2 separate regions of the Homo sapiens genome follow, and region 2 is linked to region 1. A link is a loop called in an ENCODE intact Hi-C map of the cell type or tissue named here. Cell type or tissue: A673. All regions are shown on one strand. Links, peaks and the distances in the headings refer to the core of each region. The heading gives the core; the rest is flanking DNA.

Region 1 (3,778 bases), core at 864-3,363:
CCTGTGTATGTGTTATCGGCCAAAGGGGATCACTGCCCAGTGCACTAGAGGCCAATACCAAGACACTGTTTTTTTTGAGAAAATATAAAAGCTTTTTATTGTACATCAACCAACAAGGAGACAGAAGTACAGCTCAAATCTGTCTTCCTGTGCTGGCTTTAAGGCAGTAATTTTATTAGAAAAGGTTTAGGGGTGGATTCTGGGGTTAGTAGGTAATTGGTAGAAGGAAAAGGGAGGTCTGGAAAGTCCTCAGCCTCACACAGTTATCTCTTCATACCTCCTCATGGGTCTCATGTGCAAATTTGGGGGTAGTTAGTATGAAACTTGTGTTGAAATTCAGGCTGTGACATCAGCAAGCTTGTTCTGTGCAGACTTTATTTGGCCACATTGGTTCCAACCAATTTCAGCCAGTTCTTTTTATCTCATAAGCAGAGGGAGTTTCAACATCTCCACACGTTGTTTCTTTTTTGTCTGTCATCTTATAAACTCAAGAATTGCAGTGAGTTACTAGTTTCTTTAACTCTGGGGCATGACATCACGTGGACTGTGCCAAGGCTTCTTGGGCAGGATGCTCTGTAGCTGAGATCACCCATGGCCACATCCTGGTCTCATTCTTCTTTCTCTCTTCAATTAAAATTGTTTTCCTGTAGCCCCAAGAGCCTACAAAGTTCACAGGAATCTTATGAGAACATGCCCCATTGTCTCATAGGACCAAGCCTTTGTCTGAGTAATGTACATGCTTGTTTGTGTATCTTTTGCCTCGTATTACAAAGTTTGTTCTTGAATTGCATGTGAGCCCCATGTAACCCTGTGAAACAGGAAGTGTTGGCCTCATTGGATCCAATTTTCAGAGGAGGCCCAAAGAATTTAACTGACTTACCAGAGGGCATCTAGCATGTCACCAAAGGAGCAAAGGTAGAAGGTGGCTCCTGAGCCCTCAGATTCAATGCTCACTTATTTCAATGCCTCATGTCACTCTGAAGCCATGAGGTAAACTGAGAAAGTGCAGCCTCTGGGCTCCCTGCATGGGCAGCACTAGTCTATGAGCATTCTGTAGCACAGGTGCAGCCATGACGAAGACGAATAGGGCAGGCGTGTGCTGCCCACAACACGGAGGAACAGAAGCCCTGCACTTCTTCAAAGAATCCTCATTTACTCACAGTCATTCAGCAAAGCAGCTCTCTTTGCTCCTCATAGGCAAAAATGTTTCTCCATTACAGTTTTATGGTTCATACATGGAAAGTATAAACCACAAAGAGGAAGGATAAATCAGGGCTGAGGGAGACAGAGATTCCAATTACCATTATTGATTTTTCACTGTATAGAAATATGGAGGGATTTAGTGTCCATATCTTCAGTTACTATGTCTCAAACCACTGCATCTGAAAAAAAAAAACACCAAAATGTGACATTCTGAATATTATCGCCATCCCAGAGATGAAACTTAGATCCCGTAACAGTTTGGTATAAAACACAAGCAGAATGCTATAGCCACAGCTCACCTCCTCATAACATATGTTACTCTTTGGAGAAAAACACTTGAATTAAGAAAGATTTTTCAGGATGAATTTTTTTAAAACCTGAGAAACTGAACAATTAGATTCAAATACGTGCAGTAAAGTTTTGGATCCAAACTTTGCTCCAAAGACAAGACTGTATGCTTACCATTTTCAAAAGAACGAGTAAAAAAATTTTAGAAAGTAATGGCTTAAGATGAGGTTATTTGTGGATGAATAATAATTCTGGAGCACTTGAGGCAGCTTCATTTGCATCTTGTCAGAAAATGTTCCCATCACGGCAGACAGAAACTCCTGGAGCTGCATTACCCATGCATCTGCCCATTCATAAAAGTGGGTTTCTATTCTCCAGGGGCCCTGTGTCATAGAAGGCGGGGAACAGACCCCTGGTGGAATGGGTGATGGTCATCTTTGGGACAGGAGATGATTTAGATACTTAGACAGTCACAGAATTATTTTAATCACAGAATAATTTCACATTAATTATCTTTGAGTCATTCTCATGGAAGTGTACCTTTTACCTTTAACCCTTGCCGATCTTCTCTCTCTTTCTTTCTCTTTCTTTCTGTCTTTCTCTCCCCTCCCTCCCTCCCTCCCTCCCTCCCTCCCTCCCTCCCTCCCTCCCTCCCTTCCTTCCTTCCTTCCTTCCTTCCTTCCTTCCTTCCTTCTTTCCTTCCTTTTCTTTCTTTCTTTTGAAACAGAGTCTTGCTCTATCACCCAGGCTGGAGTGCAGTGGCATGATCTCGGCTCACTGCAACCTCCGCCTCCCGGGCTCAAGTAACACTCCTGCCTCAGCCTCCCTAGTAGCTGAGATTACAGATGCCCTCCACCAGGCCCGGCTAATTTTTGTATTTTTCATAGAGGTGGGGTTTTGCCATCTTGACCAGGCTGGTGTCAAATTCCTGACCTCGGGTGATCCATAGGCCTCAGCCTCCCAAAGTGCTGCGGTTACAGGAGTGAGCCACTGCTCCTGGTCCCAGTCTTCTTCCATAGCAAAAGGACACAGGCCTCTGGCAGAGAGCTTTGACAAGAAACTAAATCTGGCTGGAATTCTTAAACATTTTGTTTTAATATGGTTTTGCATGTCTTCTGTTTGTGGCAAGTGATGGTGACCTTCTATTTAAAATAATAAAAAATGTGTCTTTTGAAATTATTTCAAGAAAACCTATGTCACTTTAAAGATGTGTTTGTGTGTGTTTGTGTTTTTGTGCATGCATGGGTACACAGATTAACAGCATGCGCTGTCAGACATGGCCAAACCTACGCAAGGGAGTGCTGGGTACTCAGAGTGATCTTGTGTTACGGGTACACAGGGGCTGGAGTGTGGGAAGTGCAGGCTGGCGAGGTGGGCATGAAGCGAAATGTACATGAGCTGCTGAGCTCACGTCACACAGGTGACAGCCTTGTGTCCACCATGTCCTCACTGGCCAGCTTGGCTAGCAGTAGCGGCCAGTCCACGTTTAGCGTCCCCCATTCCTCTTGGTTCTGAGGAGCTCCTAATTTTGTTAAATCAAATAATGTTTTCGTTGTTTCTGTACAGTTTGAACACGGCAGGTCAGTGCATTGGATTCAGGCCTCAGGCCTCCAGGCTGCAGCTCTGAGTATCCTTGTCCTTTTGACAGACAGCCGAATTACCTCTCTGGGGACCTTCCCCACACAGCCTCATTGCTCCACTGGCCGCAAACCTCTTCCCCAGCCTCATCAGACTTGATGATCCCGCCAGAAGGAAAGAGGGATGGGAATTCATTCACACAGAAAATGATGACTGATGAAGCTTAATCAGTGACCTCTCACTGGGGAAACCTGGATTAAAAGGATTTTCCTGGGCAACAATGCTCTGGAGTGCCTGCTCATAGCTCTCTTTCTCCTTCCTTCTGGTTGATGCAGCCAGCATCCTGTAATAATCGATGCTGGACACACAGCCACTTTCCCAGGCTCTTCATAGATGACATGGGACCCAATATGGGTCAATGGGACCTGCAAAGATATCAATGAGACCTTCTGTACAGCTTTTCCTGCTTACAAAAAGGGGCGTGAGAGAGGATGAAGACAAAAAACTTGCCATCTTATTGCCTTCGGATGTGAATGGGTGAGGATGTGATACTTGGAGTTCTGGCTGCCATATTGTGGCCATGAGAAGATAAGGTTAAGCCAGACGACATGCCGGAGGGTGCAGAGAAGAAAGAAAGAGCCTGGAGTCCTAGAAACATAGGAGAACTCCTGAGCCAACCCTAAGACCCCGGCTTTCAGCTTCTTGATAT
Region 2 (3,778 bases), core at 616-3,115, 140 kb before region 1:
CTAATAAATATGCATTTAATATTATTTGTATTTAATATTAAGTGTATTTAATATTGCCCCTGTTTTGTGAATTAATGCAGCAATAAACTGGCTTGCAATGGTGATGTATTCTATAAGGCAGCCATTGTTGTCATAATGCTACATAACACTACCCGAATCTCAGTTGCTTATAATTCAAGTACTTATTTTTCTTGTCCATAATCTGTGAATCCTGCTGAAATCAGCTAGACTTTGCTCCAGGATGAGGGATTGGTCCAATTCTGTTCCATCTTTCCACGCATCTTTCATCAGGTTATTAGGAAAGAGTACACTTCACTGGCTGCTCTACTGGGAGGCTTTATCTCCATTAAGTGAACCACAGAGAAAAAAGAAGAGAAGAGTTTTACTTCTGTCATCTGGTGATACATTGCTTTGGTGAATACAAGAAACCACAGGATAAGCAACAGGGCTCTTTGGTAAATTCCACAGGCTCTCCTGATAGGGCAGCCAAGTCTTTTCCCAGTAGCCAGCCCTTTGCACTAAAACATGTGGATTTTATTTCTATGGATGTTGTGAGTGTGGACCTAAACTTCTCTAAGAGAACTTGTATTTCTCAAGCCTAAAGATGTATTACATTTTTTTGTATTTGTATTTGATCCACATAAAGAAGGGGAAAAAAATTTGTGTGTGTGGATAGCATTCCAAGAAGGAACTCTAGCCCCAGGAAAGCTGCTATTTCTGCTCTTCTCCAGCTACCTGCCAACAATTTGTCCTCAAAAGAGGCTCTTTCTGACTATTTACAGATCTGTCACTTACAGATTGGCAATTTTCATGCATTTCATTCTGCTTTGCTTTACTTCATACTGGCATCATCTTTATCAGAAGGATATATAAATATAGATATATGGATATCGTTTGTCTTCCCTTTCTCCACATTAACATATTCCATGAGTGCAGGAAGTGAAATGGCATCTTTATTTCATTACTCTCTGGTCCATAATACATTCCCTGGCACAAAGGGAACACTTAAATACTTAACTATCAAAATAAAAAAATAAATAAAATCACTGGATATGGAACATGCTCATTATTAAATGTTTTTCTAGCACTCTACCAGAAAACTATCAGCCACTGTTCCACCACGGTGCTTTCCCTCTCTTGCTTCTTGCACCTCCTCTGATGTTCTTCCTTTTTGTTAGTTCCAGTTCCACATCACAGTCACGCAAATGTAAGAGAATGGAGAATGCAGTCCTTTCTCAGCTGGGCACAAAGTAATGCTGAGTGAAACAGAAGTTGTTATTGTGGAAGAGGTAGGTGCCTGAACTGGGTGTCTCCTGATAACCTTTCTCCCCATTGCTCTGTGTCCCATATTCAGAGTAGACTCACCAAAGTTCTCCTTTGCTTTCTAGCTTCCAGTCGATTTTGAAAAATTCAGAGCATGGGCAAGACATAGCAGAAAAAGAAATTGTGATTGATTGGAGTATTTATTTTCCTGGCTTCCTCCATGTGGAGTTGCTAAAGACCGGCTGCATCTTTCAGCTGCAATCACAGCTCCTGCCTGGCAGCCTTCTCGGTCTCCAGGTTGTAGGAACCTCTTTGTCTTATCTTTCAGGCCTGTGGGTGGCAATAATGTTCTTTATTAGTACTAGCCTTAAGATTTCACCAATTATTCCAGCTGTTTACTGGAAACCACAAAAAGCACACTGACTGACATCGCCACTACGTGTCTTTCTTTTAGGGGCATAATAAAGTAGGAAACACATTTATTGTCCTCCAGAGAGGGCCTCCAAGTCAACTCTGCATGTCTGACTTGCCCCAACCATTTTATGGAGTGCACTGAAGTGTTTTAAGGTCCTGCTTCCCTTCCAGAACAGCACCTTCCTTAGAGTGACTTCTTAGTGCTCCTCAGGCTCAAAGCCAGACCATGAAGATGTCATATTTTCCCTAAAACTGAAAGCTCCTTGAATCAAGGGAACATGGATATTTGACTCAACTGCTCTAGTCTTGTAGCAGACAAGACGCTGCTTCCAGCTACAGATCTTGAGAAGGCTGCCTCGCACCTATTTAAAATAACATGAAAATCAGTAGCTCACATTGCAAAGCCGAAAGAAGGAAATCCTCCAACTTCAGTCACTTCAGCTGTTCAACCAAATCCTTAATACATAGGGCTCTTTTCATCTCTCTGTTCAGCTGTCCACTAGAACAGCAGTCCCCAACCATTTGGCACCAGGGACTGGTTTCATGGAAGATAATTTTTCCATAGACTGGGGCAGGTTGGGGGGATGGGTTCAGGATGATTCAAGTAAATTACATTTATTGCGCACTTTATTTCTATTATTATTATATTGTAATAAATAATGAAATAAGTATACCACTCACCGTCATATAGAATCAGTGGGAGCCCTGGTCTTGTTTTCCTGCACCTAGATGGTCCCATTTGGGAGAGATGGGATACCGTGATAGATCATCATGCATGAAGTTCTCATAAGGAGCGTTCAACCTAGATCCCTCACATATGCAGTTAACATTCAGGTTTGTGCCTACACTGCTCTGACAGGAGGTGGAACTCAGATGGTAATGCAAGTGATGGGGAGTGGCTGTAAATACAGATAAAGCTTCACTGGCTCACCTGCTGCTTACCTCCTGCTGTGTGTGGCCCGGTTCCTAATAGGCCACAGACCAGGGTTGGGGAGCCCTGCACTAGAAGTTTCATTTGATCTATGTGCTCACATCATCACAGAGAGTCAAAAAGACAGAGAAATAATCATTTCCCTAATCAAAAACTGTAAGGTCCCTTCCTTTAGTCTGATTGAGGCAACTCAGGACATGTGTTTACCCTTGGATCAAACATTGTCATCAACAGGATCCTGGGTTTATGCATCTTGGAGCTGGCAATTAGGTCAGCTTTTCTGAAGTACAAGGAAAAAGAGAAGAAATCTTAAATCAAATTAATGTTCTCTTGGGAATGAGAAAGGGATTTGTATGTTTGTTTTCCAGGAGATTATTTTATTCTTTTTCTTCTCAGCATCTTGCTTCACCTTCTTTCTCTCCTAACCTGGCTCTCCCACTCTGTGGTCCATGTTTCAGGACCCCGTATCTGACCAGTTTCCAACTCATCTTCACTTGGGAGTTGGCTGTGAAGAGACAGGCAAGTCTCTTCATCAAGCAGGAGGAAAACATACAGCGGGAAGGAAATATGAAACGACCTCATTTCTAGTTTAACCCTTTGGATCTCCTTTGTACCACGTCTCCTTGGATGAGAAGAGTCTCCCTCTCATCAGCACATTAAGGAATCTACCATACAACTTCAGTCTTCAGTATTGCCAAAGACTAGTAACCTATGCTCCAAGAGTTAATGACTATAAGTGCATCACTGAAGCCTGTAGAAAAAGGCCCTGATGCCTCCTGCCCTAATAATTTGTATGTGTTTATTTTTTTCCATTTGCAAGATAGAAAACAAACTGGTCTGGTTACAACTAACCATAGATTTGCACCAACTATTAGAAATGGATTTTTTTATCATCAGTTTTTTTTCATGTTGTGTTCATGCTCATCCCTCAGATATTTATGTTTCAGTCTTGGGTAATTTATTTCTATTTACTTTAAATTTCCTTATGAAATAGTTTCAATTATATCACAGGTTGTTATAAATAGTTGGTGTTAAATTATATAGAGGTATTACATTGCTACTTAATGCCTGCATTTGATGTGGTTATTACAATGGTGACGCTATAGATCACCGTAGCAACAAAAACAAGAATTCATAGCCTGTTTCAAACATAAGAGGCTGAAAATATTT

Evidence for each region. Peaks named below come from ENCODE experiments on the same cell type or tissue, not always from the same donor. Only the 100,000 strongest peaks of a DNase experiment are listed, where the experiment ranks them.
Region 2: a loop joins it to region 1, with 6 times the contacts of the local background. A loop is called at or near these places in 6 of 110 quality-filtered maps.

Annotation. Positions count from the first base shown.
Region 1 is chr12:127,284,580-127,288,357 of GRCh38, forward strand. It overlaps LOC124903050 (a long non-coding RNA gene), which reads right to left. Exons shown (of 3, transcript XR_007063523.1): 3 at 69-1,382. Among named protein-coding and RNA genes, the nearest start is that of LINC02376, 2.2 kb to the left of the region's middle. In A673, for the core only: no CTCF peak of the experiment used is centred there; DNase peaks (open chromatin) are centred at 1,902 and 2,292; H3K27ac peaks cover 2,346 bases.
Region 2 is chr12:127,149,024-127,152,801 of GRCh38, forward strand. It overlaps LOC107984449, which reads left to right. Exons shown (of 5, transcript XR_007063517.1): 4 at 1,179-1,289; 5 at 1,389-3,778. It overlaps LOC105370062 (a long non-coding RNA gene), which reads right to left. Exons shown (of 4, transcript XR_945515.4): 4 at 932-1,593. Among named protein-coding and RNA genes, the nearest start is that of LINC02405, 91 kb to the left of the region's middle. In A673, for the core only: a CTCF peak has its summit at 1,582; a DNase peak (open chromatin) is centred at 1,658.